Linked DNA regions of Mus musculus: region 2 is linked to region 1. A link is a loop called in an ENCODE intact Hi-C map of the cell type or tissue named here. Cell type or tissue: heart. All regions are shown on one strand. Each heading gives the region's core, and the rest is flanking DNA. Links, peaks and the distances in the headings are about the cores only.

The links. Peaks named below come from ENCODE experiments on the same cell type or tissue, not always from the same donor. Only the 100,000 strongest peaks of a DNase experiment are listed, where the experiment ranks them.
Region 2: it touches region 1 in a loop (1.8-fold over the local background); 2 of 42 quality-filtered maps call a loop at or near these places.

Annotation. Positions count from the first base shown.
Region 1 is chr5:53,561,717-53,570,051 of GRCm38, forward strand. It overlaps a transcript of Rbpj not described here. Among named protein-coding and RNA genes, the nearest start is that of Gm40304, 19 kb to the left of the region's middle. In heart, for the core only: no CTCF peak of the experiment used is centred there; no DNase peak of the experiment used is centred there; H3K27me3 peaks cover 260 bases.
Region 2 is chr5:53,505,166-53,513,500 of GRCm38, forward strand. No RefSeq gene overlaps it. Among named protein-coding and RNA genes, the nearest start is that of Gm40304, 38 kb to the right of the region's middle. In heart, for the core only: no CTCF peak of the experiment used is centred there; DNase peaks (open chromatin) are centred at 4,486 and 6,416; H3K27me3 peaks cover 2,693 bases.

The sequences.
Region 1 (8,335 bases), core at 76-8,075:
TAAATTCTGTTTCAGCTGAAGACATCTCTCGTCCTTTCAAGCTTTTTTTCTGGGGATAGTGGTCCAGGCAGTGTAACTCCTTGAAGGACATGCCAACTATAAACTCTGCAGTTCTATTGATGCACCAAATGCATGGTCAAACTTGGCAATATGTTTGAGATAGTTTGTATTAAGGGCAAAGTCAGTCCCAACATCAAAAGAGTGGGTGGATGTCACTGTTAAAATCTCAGGATACAACATGATTCTTAGTGTAGACCAGTGTGCCCTTTAGAAGACCTTTCCATGCAAGGTTTCTCTGGGTAGCCTTGGCTGTCCTGGAACTCACTCTGTAGACCAGGCTGGCCTCGAACTCAGAAATCCACCTGCCTCTGCCTCTTAAGTGCTGGGATCAAAAGCGTGTGCCACAGTTGCCTGGCTAGATTTGTATTTTATGTGCATATGAGTCTCGTCTGTATGTATGAGCACTACATGCATGTTTGTGTTCAAGGAGGCCAGAGGAGGGCATCAGAGTTCCTAGAACTGAAGCTACAGATGGTTGTAAATCACCATTGGGCACTGGGAATCAAACCCAGGTCCTCTGGAAGAGTAGCCAGTGCTCTTAACTTCTAAGCCACCACTCCAGCCATGCCACTACCTTTTAAAAAAGCTTAGTCCACATGTCAGGTCGGATCCACAAGTGGCCTGTTCAGAGTTTATGACTGAGCTCAGGGATCACCTGGCTCCCAGGCTAGTTCGTGCCAGCAGCTGCCAGAATAATGCTCTAGTCCCTTCCATGGAGTCACCTATAGTCTTCTAAGGACCAGTTGATATCTTACACCATGGTCATGAATTCCCTCATGTTGCCAAAACTGTCACTGATGACTAAAATGCTAAGCAATTGGTGGTGCAAAAAGCACTGTTAGTGACCATGACTCACACATTTTAGATATGGGCATCAATCAGCTTAGGGGCAGAAATGTTGGACCTTTGGGTCCATGCTTTCAAGTGAGTCCAGCTTTCACGGTTGTAGTAGAAATGCCAGAGATCCCTCCAATATATTCAGCACTGGCATCCTCCCATTTGATGAAGGCAGGGCCTTCTTAAAGATGAACATAAGTTTTCTATTGACAGCCAGGCGGTGGTGGTACACGCCTTTAATCCCAGCACTCGGGAGGCAGAGGCAGGTGGATTTCTGAGTTCGAGGCCAGCCTGGTCTACAAAGTGAGTTCCAGGACAGCCAGGGCTACACAGAGAAACCCTGTCTCGAATAAAAAAAAAAAAGTTTTCTACTGACGAGATAGATGTCCCATTCTCAGCCTTGGCTGTGCCATTACACTCACTATTGGTGGAATCACACTAGAATAGTATATCATGCAATTGCTATCAATGAAAGATCACTGATGACCACAATATCTTCTGGCTACCAACTCCCGTTCTGGACAAATCAACTGCTCTGATCTTGGAAGAAAGCTGCAGGACGTGAAAAGATGTGATTGTCTGTCAATCAGGGCATGGTGGTGAGGCATGACTCATATTTTTGAAAGATCATCCCAGATGACCTGGTGATCTGGGATAGTTGACACACACACCTATGATCCCAGAACTGAGAAGCTGAAGTCAGAGAATTGAGAGTTTCAGGCTAAGCTGTGTTAGCAGTAAGGCCCTATTTCCAAAAGACCAAACAAGCAGACAAAAGCAGGTGTGCTATGAAAGGTGGACTGCAGGAGAAGAAGATAGAAGACTAGAGTGGAAGGGTAAGGGCTGCTCAACCAGGTCTACACCCAAGGCGTGATGCTGCAGAGCTTTGCCCATGGCATGAAACTAGAAGGACGGCATAATTACATAATGACAGTAGCTCATTGCACTCCCAAAAGGCTTATCAGACGAGGATAATTGAGAAAATGGCTTCTTCCCACTTAGCACCATTATCAGAGCACCTGAATTAACGAGCCCAGTAAATCCAGAAAGACAAATGGAGCCAGCGCTCCTTCCTCCAGGAAAGTCTTTCCGATGCGTTGAAGGCTGCTTTTACAGGAACCGTCTGAGCCCTAGAATTGGCAGTTTCAGTAACTCCACCCGTAGACCAGAAAAAGTGAGTAACATTTAGCAAAGTGATCTCCCACTGTAGTTATAGGAATGCAAGGTTGTCAAGTCCAACCTGCCTGGCTTCTGGAAGGGCTGCTACTCCCAACCCCCTTTATTTAGAGCACTAAGTAGCTGAGAGGAGACCTTAGCATAAAACTCCACTGTTGAAGCTAAGCTTGGGATTGCTGCTGGTGTTCTTATTTTAGGACTGTGTTAAGCTCAAAACTAGTCAATAGTTTAGCAAAGAAGGGTAGTATTTATTTCCTAATGTTTTATAAAGGCTTTGAGGATTCTTGTCAGAGAGGAACAGCTAAATATGTCCACCTGATATGATAGCAAATGTCTTATTTTATTAAACATTAAATTGTTTTATTATTTTATTGTTTTTATCCTATTTTTTTCCTAAGTAGAGCATTTTCCTTTGTACCTAAGAGGAACAGTATTTGCAGTGGTCCTCTACAACACCCTCTCTGATGATCAAGGTCAAAAATCAAATAAGCCCTCAATTCGGAGGCTGTAAGTCATTCTGTTAACAAGAAACAGCCATTGCAAAGCACTCTGTCGCTTTCCAGGTTGGAGTATCAGTCAGACAGAGACTCAATGCAATCGCTTCTTGGCGGACTCTGCTGCCCGAATGTAAGCTGTGTTCTGTGGGCAACCGTCTGCTTATTTTCTTTTCTGGACAAGTGGTTAGCCCATGTTGGATATCCTGTGTTTATGGAATTCCAGAAAGGCTATGTCATAGAAATCGCTGGTGTGCGCGTGCGAACGTGCGTCCGATTTATGGAGAGAAAGTAAACCGAAACAGCTTGTGGAGAAATCCACCCGAAAGCAGTGGCTGAGGTGCCCCTCAGAGATGCGGGGAGAAATCCAGCCGAAAGCGGTGGCCGAGGTGCTCCTCAGACCGGGGCCTTCATTTCCAAGGGCTTTATCCACTATGGTACCTTACCTCATAAGTACCAAGAAGTAAACAATAGATCCAAACGTCAAAGGCTGAGGTGCCCAGCAGAAAAATCATGAAAGCCAGACACATCACTTTATTGTCTATCATTCGTAACACACACACACCAAACAAAAAAAAACCCAAAAAAATAAAAAATACTTCAAGTTGTACTTAAATACAAGAAACCTTAATTTATATTTAAAAGTTGAAATTTTCCCATAAAATCTCAGACAGACGGTTAGAATTAGCATCAGCTTAGAAAATAAACAAAGACATAAGGGACAAGTCTAGGATTGAACAGAAAAGAAGGAATCCTAGAAAAGCTTTTATAATTTAGCTTTTCTTTTCCAACTTCTGAATGAGTTCTGTTCCACTGTTCATTTCAATAAGCTTGACTTTGTGTGAGGAGAGAGATGCAATCTTGGAGTTCAGGGGTTTTGTCTGTGATTTTAACGCCACGATTCACACAGGCACTAAAGAAACTGTTTGTTCTGGTTCCTATAAACTCACTTAATGTTTTAATTCACCTGAACCAACAACCGAATGCCACAGGCCATTTCGAAACAACTTTCCCTCATCATTCAAGGTAGCATGTGCTTTTCATAGTCTTTCAAATACTGATCCCTGAAACAAAACCAAAAACATACCTTTGCCCTGTTTTCTATTCACTGTTCACCGCTGTAATGTAAGTAAGCCCTCTTTGGGGGGGGGGGGGGGAATGCAAAAATGAAGTTTAACCCACAATTGAGTCTTACATCCTGTGGTCTTGGAATTTTAAAATTTCATTCAAAACACACATTATAAACAAACTCTCCCAAATGACCATCTCGAGAGGAATGTGGCAGAAATCCAGAAACAATTGTAATATTTGGACCAAGCATGAGCATAAATAGCCAGTGTGTGTTTTCATGAGGGGGATTATGGCTTGTTTCACAAACCCTACAGGGGATTTGTAGATGGGCAGAGCTCAATTCCATGTCGGTTGAGTGTCTCCAGAAGAAAACAATCCCTTGACAGTCAGTGAAGATGAGCTATTAAAAAGGCTCTCTTTGTTTGTTGGAAGCAGTGGTGTGTGTGTATGTGTGTGTATGTGCATGGGTGTGTGTGTGTGAAATTCACGCCAGGAGCCTTTCACACGCTAGGTGAACACCCTACCACTGAACCCCAGCCCCAGCCCCCAAATATCTTTTTAAACTACTCCTATCTGTTGACTACGAACATTGGAAGGAAACTTTCTGGCCTATAAATAAATGCCTATAACCTCAAGCTCAAAGTTGTATCCGGGGCACCTGATCTTTAGTCTAACGGTGGAGACCGATTCAAGGTGAGCGGGTGCTAGAGAAAGGAACACAAGCAATCTTATGTCTTTTTGTCAGGAATATCCAACCAGTGGAGTCAGTGAGATGCCACCAGGCAGTATCCAGGGGGTGGATGATTTAAAGGAGGATGGAGTCCAGTTGTGCTGCAGGGTCAAACTTCAAAGAGATAAGGTAGGATGGGGAAGCTGTAGAGAGCCTCCTAGTGTGTGCACTAGCCTATGCGAATAGTTCATCTCTCTCCCAGAAAAGTGGCAGTACTTTAACACACACACACACACACACACACACACACACACACACACACACACACGTTGGCATGAGAGTGAAGAACAATTAAGTCAGAGAGTCATTTCAAAATAGTTCTTGGCTCCTTACCTCTGCAGCAAAGTTTAACATGAAGACACCTTGTTATTTCTCCTTTTAGTCCTCAGTAAATTTTAATGGTCTACAAATCCATTATTTCTTCAAAATTTGTTTAGGAGAACAGCCTTATCTAGAGATCTACCATGAATCTCATGCCTATTTTTTTAATAGCACCAACACTCAGAATAGCTCTACAGGAACTGGCAGGATCACCTACTCTAATGAGTAGACCTTCCCACCTCCATGATGTTTCAGTTTCGATTTTAACACACGATTCTGAGAAGCCTGGGTGAACTAATATAGTATCGTAGGCCGCTGGGTTTTAATCATCGTGAAGTGAAAATGCATCGCCTCTCTGGGAGGGACAAAGGAAAGTAGAGGTTCTTCTTAGGAACCCTGTGAAGCTTGCCAGGCCCAAGCAGGAAACATCGAGCAGCTTCTCAGAAGACAGAGCCAAGACCACGTTAGAATTATCTGGTACCCATCAGCATCATGGGCTGATAATTATCTCTGAGGGTTAGTTAGCATGGTCGATGTGTGATCTGCAAGGCAAAAGTGGGGCCTCGGGACTCTCGAGTTTGTACTTCAGAGTGAAGCGGTTATGTCCAAGTTCCTTCACATACCCAACTCCTTGTGCCACGCTTAAGTCCCTTTTAAAGTCGATTCGACAATGCAAAAGCAGGGTTGGGCAAACAGTGGAGGTGGTACAAACAGGTTTGGGCTCAGGGAGAAGATAACCATCTTTAGCATCTGTTTCTGTCCTTCCCTCTTCCTGCTACCCCTTGTCTCTTCTCTGAAGTCCTGGAGCTTGAGCCCAGGACCTCATGCCATACCAAGGAGCCAGCTCTGCGCAGAGCCGTTAGACATCGCCAGCCTTGATTTTTATCTGCATCTGACCTGGGGTATCCCAGGATAAATCAGTTGAATTTTGGATTCGCATTTCACCTCTCAATAGGGATAAAAAGCACCCGATGCTTGCAGAGCCCAGGGCGTATGCACATTCACTCAAAGGAGTCTGTAATACCAAAGCTAATGATTGGTATCAAGACACACTGCACTTCTTACTTTTCCCATGTAGCTTTCACCAAGGAACAGTAGAAAGAGCCAAACCTATAAACTCTGAAAGAGTGTACTATCAACCGAGTGCTGGAGTTTATCAAGTGAACTCCAAATTGAGGGTTATTGTTTTCTGCTCAGGTGTCTGACAACCTTCCTATTGGAGTGCAGACTTAAAGTACTTTGATCATCTTTTTTTGTTTTTTGTTTTGTTTTGTTTTTTTGTTTTTGTTTTTTCGAGACAGGGTTTCTCTGTGTAGCCCTGGCTGTCCTGGAACTCACTTTGTAGACTAGGCTGGTCTCGAACTGCCTGCCTCTGCCTCCCGAGTGCTGGGATTAAAGGTGTGTGCAACCATGCCCGGCTTACTTTGATCATCTTAACTGAGTCAAATTCACTAGTAGGTAAAAGAAAGTTTTATTATGAGGCCAGCTGGCCTGTGTGAAGTGACGTTCCCTTTTTCCCCTAGCATCTGTCACTCCTGCTTAATTTCTTACATGGCTTTATCATCACTGAAAATCCCTTACATATGTCATAGATTGTTCTTGGTGTCCTGGAACTTTGTAGACCTGTAATTCACAGAGATCTGTCTACCTGTCCCTCTGAAGTGCTGGGATTAAAGTTGTGCACCACCGCACCCAGCCCCATATTTGAATTCTTTTTTTTTAAAGATTTATTTATTATATGTAAGTACACTGTAGCTGTCTTCAGACATTCCAGAAGAGGGAGTCACTTGTTACAGATGGTTGTGAGCCACCATGTGGTTGCTGGGATTTGAACTCCGGACCTTGGGAAGAGCAGTCGGGTGCTCTTACCCACTGAGCCATCTCACCAGCCCCCCATATTTGAATTCTTAATACAAATTCCCCAAGAACAGCTCCACTTCCAGTTCAGCCCTGTTACCCAGTTCCTGCCTCATTCATAGTAAGCATTCAACAAATATTATTTTTGAGTTAATAAGTGTCGGGGTGAAAGTTAGTAAGACGAAAGGGAGGTGAGCTAAATGAGACCATCAGATTCTTGAAAGACTGACTTGCGTTCTTGGTAAAACTGCCTGATGGAAAATTCAGAAGGTTGTTTTGAGATAGAGTGAGTTTATCTGGCCTTTGGTCCTAGGCAGAGATCTTCACCGATAACCTTTAAGGAAAATCACCCTAAAGCATCTAGACACAAAGGGATCCCTTATCTACTGATCTATAGCCTGACCTTAAGAGTGAGTTCCAAGATGGCCAGGACTACACTGAGCTACGTGGGTCTGCTTTGTACCAGACATGTGAGCTGAGTATCATGGTTAATTTCCCTACCGACAGGTGATCTCAGAAGTTAAGGCATATAAGCGAAGTTCCCAACTAGCACCAACTAAAATCTGGCCTTCTTTCCCTGCACCACAATCTTTTTTTTTTCCCCCCAAAGACAGGGTTTCTCTGTGTAGCCCTGGCTGTCCTGGAACTCACTTTGTAGACCAGGCTGGCCTTGAACTCAGAAATCCACCTGCCTCTGCCTCCCAAGTGCTGGGATTAAAGGTGTGCGCCACCACTGCCCGGCCCTGCACCACAATCTTATGTTGGGTTAAATCTCATGGTTAAAAGCAACATTATTTTTCTCCTTCAGATTTTTTGATTACTATAAGTGGAAGGTTATTCTGTCCTGGGACTGATAACTCTGATTGCTAGAAACCAAAGTTCATTATAGAATATTCCTGAAAGCCGGGTGTGGTGGCTTACACCTTTAATCCTAGCACTTGGGAGGCAGAGTGAGGTGAATCTCTGAGTCTGAGGCCAACCTGGTCTACAGAGCGAGTTCCAGAATGACCAGTCCTATATAGAGAAATGTGTCTTGAAAAACCAAAGGCAGGGTGGGGTGGGGGGTGAGGCAGAACATTCCGGGAAGATTACTCACAAAACTGATAATAGTATTTTCTTTTTCTGAGGCTGAACATGACCAGAGAGAGTCTGACTTTTCTGTTCATGGAGTGTTGCCAGATAAAGGATAATATTAAACCTTGATTTCAACTGTTGGGAGGTGTAGTTCAATGGTAGCGTACTTGAGCAACCTGTGAGGTCTTAGGTTTAATCCTTGGTTGTGAATACACAAATGAATGAATAAATACACGATGTGAGACAAACAGTTAATAACTGTAGTTTAAGTATACACCAACTAACACATGGGATAAATGCATATCATCTAGGAAGAAAGGATTTAAAATGGGAGAACTTTGGTTCTGGGCACTTAAATAAAGTCAAGAAGCTACTGCTAACCAGATCCCAAATTTTTGCATATGAACCTTTGACCTGGGCTATAGACAACTTCTCCTCACATGCCAGTTGACCTTTGAAATGTTGTTAGCCTCTCCAGACCATCTGCATACAAAACCCCATACCCAACTCCTCAAAGTCTAAAACCATGGTCAATCCCTTTCTTGGAAGACAGCTTGGCTTCTGTCAGCACCAAGCACATCTCACCAGCAAGCGACGAGTCTCCAGACCCTTAGGACTTAGACCAGGTGTGAGCTCTGCTACCTCTTTGGAAAGAAAGCCTCGGGCACATTTTAAAGTAGGTTTAAGTCTGTGCTTTCCCAAATTACAACCTCTA
Region 2 (8,335 bases), core at 144-8,143, 56 kb before region 1:
CCCCATCTCTCTCTCTTTTTGTGAGACTGAGTCTCACCTAGAGCTGGTTGGCCTCAAACTGAGACTACATATTCAAGAATGATGTTGAAATTCTGGTGATCTTGTCTCCTAAGTGGTAGGATTGCAGGTGTATCAGTTGCCATGATAAAAAAACAAACAAACAAACAAACAAAAACAAAAAACAAAAAAAACCACCACCAAAGTAACTTATAGAAGAAAAAGGATATTTGGACTGAAGGTTCCAGAAAGATTAGGCTTCATCTTAGGAGGGAGGCATGGCAACAGGAGTGATACCAAGAGCATGGAGCCCAAAGCTCACATCTTAAACACAAGCAGAGTAGAGACAGTGAACTGAGCATGACAGGGAGTGATAAACTCACAAAGCCTGCCACCAGTGGCACGTACTTCCTCCAGCAAGACCACACCTCTAAAACCTTCCTCAGCACTGGTGGGGAAAATGGACCACAGAGAGATAACGGTAAAAACTTGGGGCAGTACCATTTTTGTGCAAACTGGGTCAAGACCTCCAGGGACTGACCCTATGGTTCTGTGACCTTTACAATAAGAATGAATTCTATTGCCAGACCGAGCTCAGGCGAGAGCCTACGGAAGCATCTGTGATAAGCATAAGGATAGATTCTATTGGTGGAGGAGGGGCTTGTTCTAGTCATTTCCGAGACAAAGTTTAGGGTTAGGGCCTAAACAATGCTCAGGATATTGAGGGATTTAGGAAGGCTCACAGAATAGCAAGAAGATCATCTGGTTAATTGGCCACTTTACACTCTGGCATTCCAGTCATCATTCATTTCCTTCCGCTGAAGAAAGCGGCCCCAGCAATTGACAATCCTAGTTTCTCCACTGCTTATTCCAAGCTGTGTTCCCTACAGCTAGGGATGAAGAGCTCTAATTCCTCAGCCTGTAGGGGATATTCACATTTAAACCATCACAGCAGGTATGTGCCACCAAACCTAGTTTCTGCTGCACTGGTAACCAAAGCAAGGGATTTGAGCTCACTAGACAAGTATTTGACCAACTGAGCTACATCCCCAACCCTGGAGTTACTTGCAATTTACAAAGTGGTTGATGAGTCCTTTCTGAAAAGTGTGGAATAGAACCAACTATGAGAAAGGATCTCTTCAAGTGCTTTTGAAGAGAACATAGCTCTTGCAAATGTCCCCAGAGCACAGGTCCGAACTATAAAGGAACAACAGATTGACAAGTGAGGATACTGTGCAAAGATTACAGAAGAGGCTTTTAGAGATAGAATTATTGCAAATAGAAATATTGGCAGGAGCTAGAGCCACCGTAGCTTGGGAGCCATGGTCATGGCTTTAAGTATATTGAAAATCCATTAAAGGGGGCTGGTGAGATGGCTCAGTGGGTAAGAGCACCCGACTGCTCTTCCAAAGGTCTGGAGTTCAAATCCCAGCAACCACATGGTGGCTCACAACCATCTGTAACGAGATCTGACGCCCTCTTCTGGTGTGTCTGAAGACAGCTACAGTGTACTTACATATAATAAATAAATAAATATTTAAAAAAAAAAAAAGAAAATCCATTAAAGGATCTTTTTAAACAGGGCATTGTTGAGATTAGATTTATTTCTGGAAAAATGACTCTGGGTAAGAAGCCATCCGTGAGAGGAAGCCGTGGACCCAGAAGGAAGGCTATCCAAGACAGAGGACAACATCCGAACTTAGGGAGAGGTGTGGAGGTGAGGAAGGTGGGCCACCCGGATGGAGGTTCATTCTGAAAATACAACTATCAAAGATGGCTGTTGGGAGTCGTGGCAAAGGAGAACACGAGATTGTTACTTGAATCTTGGACTTTTGCAAAGTCATGTACTTTATTGAGATAAAAAAGACTAGAAATGCACAGATTTCATTGGGGGGAATCAAGGGACTATTCCATTTGTGGAAGGGCCAAAGGGGCTGTTACAGAGCCCGACTGAATCGTGTTTCCAGTTGCATTCTGCCTGTTTAAGGTGGAAGTGGATCTCATTTTGCCCTGGGAGCATTTGCATGACATTTAAACATCCCCTGAGATTCTAAGAGTCACATGCTGAGAAAACCGGGGACTGCTTCACTTTGAATATGCTTCCCCAAAAAGCCATGCTTGGGAATCATCCCTGGAGTCCTGTGTTCATGGAATTTGAAAGTGGGGTCTTTGGGGGAAGAAAAAGAAATCAGGCCCTTGTGGTGACATTAATAGCTCCATTAGAAGAGTGAGTGTGAGACTGGCATTAACACACTTAGTCTCTGCCATGTGTGAGTCCGATCTTCTAGTCTCTGAGAAGGCACCTAACTGTTGGATTTAGGACCTACCTGGCTAATCTCTTCTCACGATCTTTAAGGCGGTTACTGTTCCAGTTTCATTTGGTTGCCATGGTAAGCACTCTGACCAAAGGCGGTTTCAGGGAAGAATGGCTTCATATGTCAGCCAATCATCGTTGAGGGAAGCCAGGGCAGGAAGTTAAAGCTGAAACCATGGAGGAATGCTGCTTTGCTGACTTGTTTACAGGTTCAGCTTAGCTAAACTTCATACACAGCTAAGGTCCACCTGCCCAGGGAATGGTGCTGCCCACAGTGGGTTGCCCCCTTCAACACCAATTAACAACCAAGACAACATAAAGGCGATTTTGATGTGGATAGTACTTTAACCAAGACTCCCTTCTCAAATGACTTTGTCAAGTTGACAGTCAAAGCTAAGTAGGGCAATTATATCTGTCAAGATTTGTTTGTTCAAACCATGCCATATCTTACAGGTCCTAGATACATATATTTCTGGGGTACCATGTTTCAACTACCCCAAGTGTACATAGGGATGTAATTGCTTTTATTCTGGAATATTTTCTAACTAGGACCTGGAAAGTGAGCATGATTTAGGAAGTAAATGGAATTGAATGAAAAAAGAGGCAAGTCAGAAGAGAATGCAGAGCCTCCCAGGACATGTATGAAGATAAGTGGCACACAATAAAGGCTGAACCCTACTGCTGTGGGCCCCCAGGCTCTGGAAAGATGTTTAAACTTGGTAGCAGTGGGAAGTTACTAGAGTGTACTAATCTGAAAGAGGTCATAACTGGTGTACATTGGAAGGGGGGAAATGAATGCTTTGTAGAGAACAGAGGAGAGGAGAGAAGTAGGGTTAGACAGGCCAGGTGAAGTGCTCTTTGGAAGTCTGGGGGAAACATGGTGTTGGTCTAGACCGGATGAGAAGCAGAGTTATTTTAGAGTAGAATGGGTGGGTCAGAACCACCAAGCTTTATGGGATCTCCTCTCTCCCAGCCACATATTTAATTAGTCATATTGAGAAAGGCAATACGGAAAGTCCGGGCTTTATTGTGGCCTGAAAAAAGTCATTTTAAAAAAGAAGTCAACCTTTATAAATTATTCCAAAAGGCTCCAAGGAGGTTTTGTTGAGGAGGATAAAGGAAACTTACACTGATTGGTACTGAATTCGCTCTGAAAATATCCCTTCCTTTTCCATTCAGCTCTATGGTCTCGTGGCCTTGAAGAACAGCGCTGGTGTAATTTGGAAGTTTTACTAGCCTCTGCATGGAATATGTGGCTGTGCGGTTATTTCAAGTATTCTCAGTCTGTTTTTTTTATGGTCTGAGCTATTTTAGCCAACAGTCCATTGCTAGGAGGACAGAAGCCCAATTAGGGTCTTCAGGAATCTTAGGACCCAGCAACTTGGATGTAACTCACCCTGACCCCGGCCGGAGTTCAGGGCAGAACATCAGTCTTCTACGAATAACTGGGGAATGGGCTTCTAAGCCACAGCAGAGAGCCCTTCATCTTGGTGATGCTATTTGCATTCAATGTAAAACTTAAAGTGGATGGAAAATTTGCCTGGCTGGAAAAAAAAAAAAAAAAACAGCAAAAATGCATCCCAAGTATTTGGTATTTTCATCCAATTCCTTCCACTATGACATATAACTTCTGAATTTCCACCTCCCCTCTAAGGGTCTGTCTGCTCCGTGGCCAAACTCCGCTCAAGGTTTGCCCTGGGTTGGAACTGACCTTATAGTATTATGGGTTGACCTGATCTGCCCTCACTGTTCCCTCAGAGAACTAAGCTCAGGTCTTTGGATATGTGTGGCTTCTACAGAGCGTTAGTGGTGTTGGGCTTGGTGATCTATTCTATAAATTCTCCTGCGTAGGAGATCTGTGCTCAAAGGCACTGGGAAAGGCAAGCAAAACAGAACAGGGCAGGCCCTCTCTGCTTCATTGAAAGGCTGCAGGCTCATGCTGATGGAAGTGCTGTTGATCACCCACCCTGAGCTTTGTATGGGGAACTGGGGAGACATGAGCAAATCTCACCTCCTGACCTTCAGGGTGGGGTTGTCCCTAGCTCTGGAGCTGGGGCTCCGTTCTGTTTAAGTGAGGATTTATTTGGGTTAGGAGACTCCATGGTAATCAGGATGCCAGTCCCCACCCAGCTACGTGCAGACAGAGCTCCCTACCGCTCATGGGGAAATAACCACAGACGGATTCTGGATGATGTAACCTAGAGAGAATCGAGCAGATGATTCTAGCGACGGAAGTGAAAGTTGATCCCGGCCCTGTGGCCGAGCTTTTGGAAACTCCCTGAGAAGCACCCTGTAGTACTAAGAACCCAAAGGACACATTCCAAGTCCAAGCAAGGTCACAGCACCAGGCTTGGTGGACTCTGCTGTTCTCGGTGCTATTGTCACAGTTTTTAGATGTGCAGTTCCCTATGGGCTGAACGTCTCATCACTGTGCAAGCAGTCCCATGTCTTCTCTGTCATGCCCTCAGTCTTTTACACAGTAGCCATTTAACAACCCTCATAGCAGAAGGAAAATCAGCTTTTGCTAGGCAAAGGCCCTAGAAGGGTTTCTATATGGGGGTGGGACAAATTGGCCACAGAGATGCCAAGAGATGACACCCTAAGGAGCCATAGACCTAGCAGCACAGTCTGGTGGCTTCTGCTCACCAGCCAATGTACTCAGAGTGAGCTCTTGGAGAGCTCAGAAACAGCTGCAGGGTAGGTGTCCCTGCCTCCCCCGCTCTGGGCTCTCCATTTCTAACTCTCAACTGGAAAGATACAGAAGTCACGGAGAGCTAACCTCATCCCAAAAAGGACTTGGAGAAATTTTCAGAGATAATAGTGTTAGATAAAGTAAATTTAGGAAAAAAAAATTAAAATAAGGGAAAATAAGGATGGAACTTCAAGTTGGGGGTCAAACAGAGGGGGAAGGAATTCTACATTCTTTGTTATGTCACGAGGAGATGGTCCTTATGGCACTGGGAAGCAAGAATTGCTAGTCATCCATCTATAACTATGATAAAATAAAATAGACAGCTTCAGAAGAGGGAAAGCTTGCTGGTTCTTGGTATCAGAGGGATTACTCCATGTCTGCTTCATCCTGTTGTGACTGGATGTGTGGCAGCACAGTGCATCTGGAAGCAAAATGAGAGGGAGGAAGAAGTTGGGGTCCTATTATCCCCTCTGAGACCTGCCTCCGATGACCCAACTTCCTCCCTCTACACCCTGCCTCCCAAGGTTGCATCTCATCCCATAGTACCACAAACAGTTTGGTCTAAAACACATTGGTCTGGCAAGGGCAATCCATAGGTGGCCTAAAGTACAAGGGATGGTGACACTTGTGTGTTTCTTTAGCCCCAGAATACTTGGGAACATAGATGAGGCCAAAAAATATGCCCCAGGAAGGGACTATCTTGGTATCCATGATACCCTGAGGTTTGAAGTGTTTCTGCCACTGAGCACTGGGTAACCAGACAAGAGTCCACATTCCTACTCCTCATCTGACTATGGATACCATTATTATTTAAATTTTCTGAGCTTCAGGGATAGCATTAAGGGCCATTGTGAGCATCTAACTGCCCAAGAGTAAAATGTGAACATGCGTGACTCCTTATACACCAAGTAATATTCTGACTGCCTACATTTAAAACTTCTGAAACAGGTAGGGGCTTCTCTGATACATGTTCTGCAAACAAGGAAAATACTGAAGTATATCTTCTACTGCAATTTTGATTTTGTAAATTTGAATACTGACTGAACATAAAGCCACTGGGCATTTCGGAAGGCACTGAGATACATTAGTGAAAAGAAACAGAGCCTGGGCTTTATCAGAACTTACCTGCAGGGCATTTAGGGGACTTAGTGACAAGTCCAGTGATAGACGGTGGTCACAGTGCCTCCTGCCTGCCCCCCACCCCGCAGGACTGAGAGAAGGAGGGGTCAGGTTGAGTTGCCCTGCACTGAGTCACAGGTCCAGGGTTCTGTTACTCCCTGAGAGCCTTCACACACTTAGACAGGAGCACTTAGGACAGCCATCTCCATCATTAGAAAAGAGGAACTCGAGGACGAAGGGGTTAAGGTGTTTCTTCCAGATGGTCCACCCAGTGCTCAGGGACACAGCCAGGAGCTGAGCATCACTGGCCAGTGGTTAGGTCACTAGGAGGAAATTCTTCAGAGGCCCAACGCATATTTTGGCCCTTATTCCTATACTATCTAGCAATTGCATCATCCGCTGGGAACAGTTTGCTTGCTTGAATGTGTGTGTGTGTGTGTGTGTGTGTGTGTGTGTGTATACTTTTTTTCATTAAATTTTAACTAATGTATCAAAATCTTTCCCTTTAGAGTCTAGATTGGGAAAATTCTAGTTTTCTGGGTGTTCTAAAAAGATGACTCATCTAGGGGAACCCTGTTAGTAGACAAGCAGAGAAACACTGAAGAGGCCAGGAAGGCTGAAGTATCTTCAGAACTAAGATCAGCATAAGCCCATTATGAGAGGGAATCTTATGATCCCTGGGCTAGAAATCTGCAGTAGATGTTGAGATTTAAAAAGTGAGAGTAGGACACACTATTGGGCAGTGAGAGACCAACACTGAACAGACTGGCTGGAAGCTGGTAGGTTCCCATGACATGCTTGCTTATTGGAACGATGAGTGAACCAGTGGATCCAGTCAGAACCCTGCCACCCCGGCAGCGGCTCCTGAAAGCTGCAGAGTAAGAAAGCAATCTGCAAGAGGCATTGTGGGGCATAAAACACGTTAGCTGTTTCCTGCGCAGACTTAAGCAGTAGGGAACTTGACTAATTCTAAATGGCCGATGTGTTTGTATGAGGGCCACTACATCTTGCTGGACAGACACACAGGATGTGAGTGTGTATACATGTGTGTGTGTGTATAGTTTTTTCATTAATTTTAACTATGCGAAGTGAAGTATGAAGACAAATGAGGCACACACCATGAAACCAAGGCAGTCACAAACAAATGGACCCATGGTAAAGTCTGTCTCACTTTGTCAAGAACTGAGAGAGTGGACTAGTTCCTCTGAGAAAAGAACTATTTACTTCATCTGACAGTCAAAGGAAAGCTGAATCAAAGGGGTATGTTTGAAAGGAGCATAAGCAGAGAGCACCAGCCTGACAAGGCAGGGACAAAGGGAATAGAAGATTTAGAAGAGCAGAGTTAAAGTAGAGGAGCCAGTGCTAGAGATAGCTGAGCTGGGTGCTAAAGGGATTTGGGCTCTGTCAGAGTTCAATCCTGAATGTCTCCCACTGGCCCCTGTAGTGAAAGCTTCACCACTCAGCCCATGGCACTGTTCAGGGTGATGGACTCTGTCACTGGTGAGTTCCACTGGGAAGAAGTTAAAGCTTTGAACATACTCTTCAACAGGATATGGGGACTCAGTTTCCTTTCTTTCTCTTCAGCTTCCTGGCTGCCTCAAGCTTTCTTTCTCCACTGTGCTATCCTGCTATGATATACTCTACGGTCACCAGCTCAAAGCAACAAGCCACCCTACTGTCAACTGAACCCTCCCAAACTGGCAATACTAACAAACCCTTTTCTTTTCTTTTCTTTTCTTTTCTTTTCTTTTCTTTTCTCTTTTCTTTTCCTCTTCTCTTCTCTTCTCTTCTCTTCCTTTCCTTTTCTCTTTTCTCCTTTCTTTCTTTCTTTCTCTTTCTTTCTTTCTTTCTTTCTTTCTTTCTTTCTTTCCTTCCTTCCTTCCTTCCTTCTTCCTTCCTTCCTTCCTTCCTTCTTTTTTTTTTTTTGAGTTCATTGTCCCATATTTTATCACAGCAACTGGGATACAAAACCCAAGAGCTACTTCAGTCTTGGTGCGTTAGGTGATTCAAGCCACTTGGTACGTGCTTCCTAAAATAGTCTCCCAATCAGGACCTTAAGGATCATTTTCAGTAAATCAAAAGTAAAACAGTTCTCCAGAAGCAGCCACAGAATGTTGAAGTTCAAAGCTCGGTGCTACCTTCAAGTTGGAAAGTCAACCTCTAAGACGTTTCTGGTCCTGTCTGTTACAGTTCTGTTCACTAGCCCCCCCCCC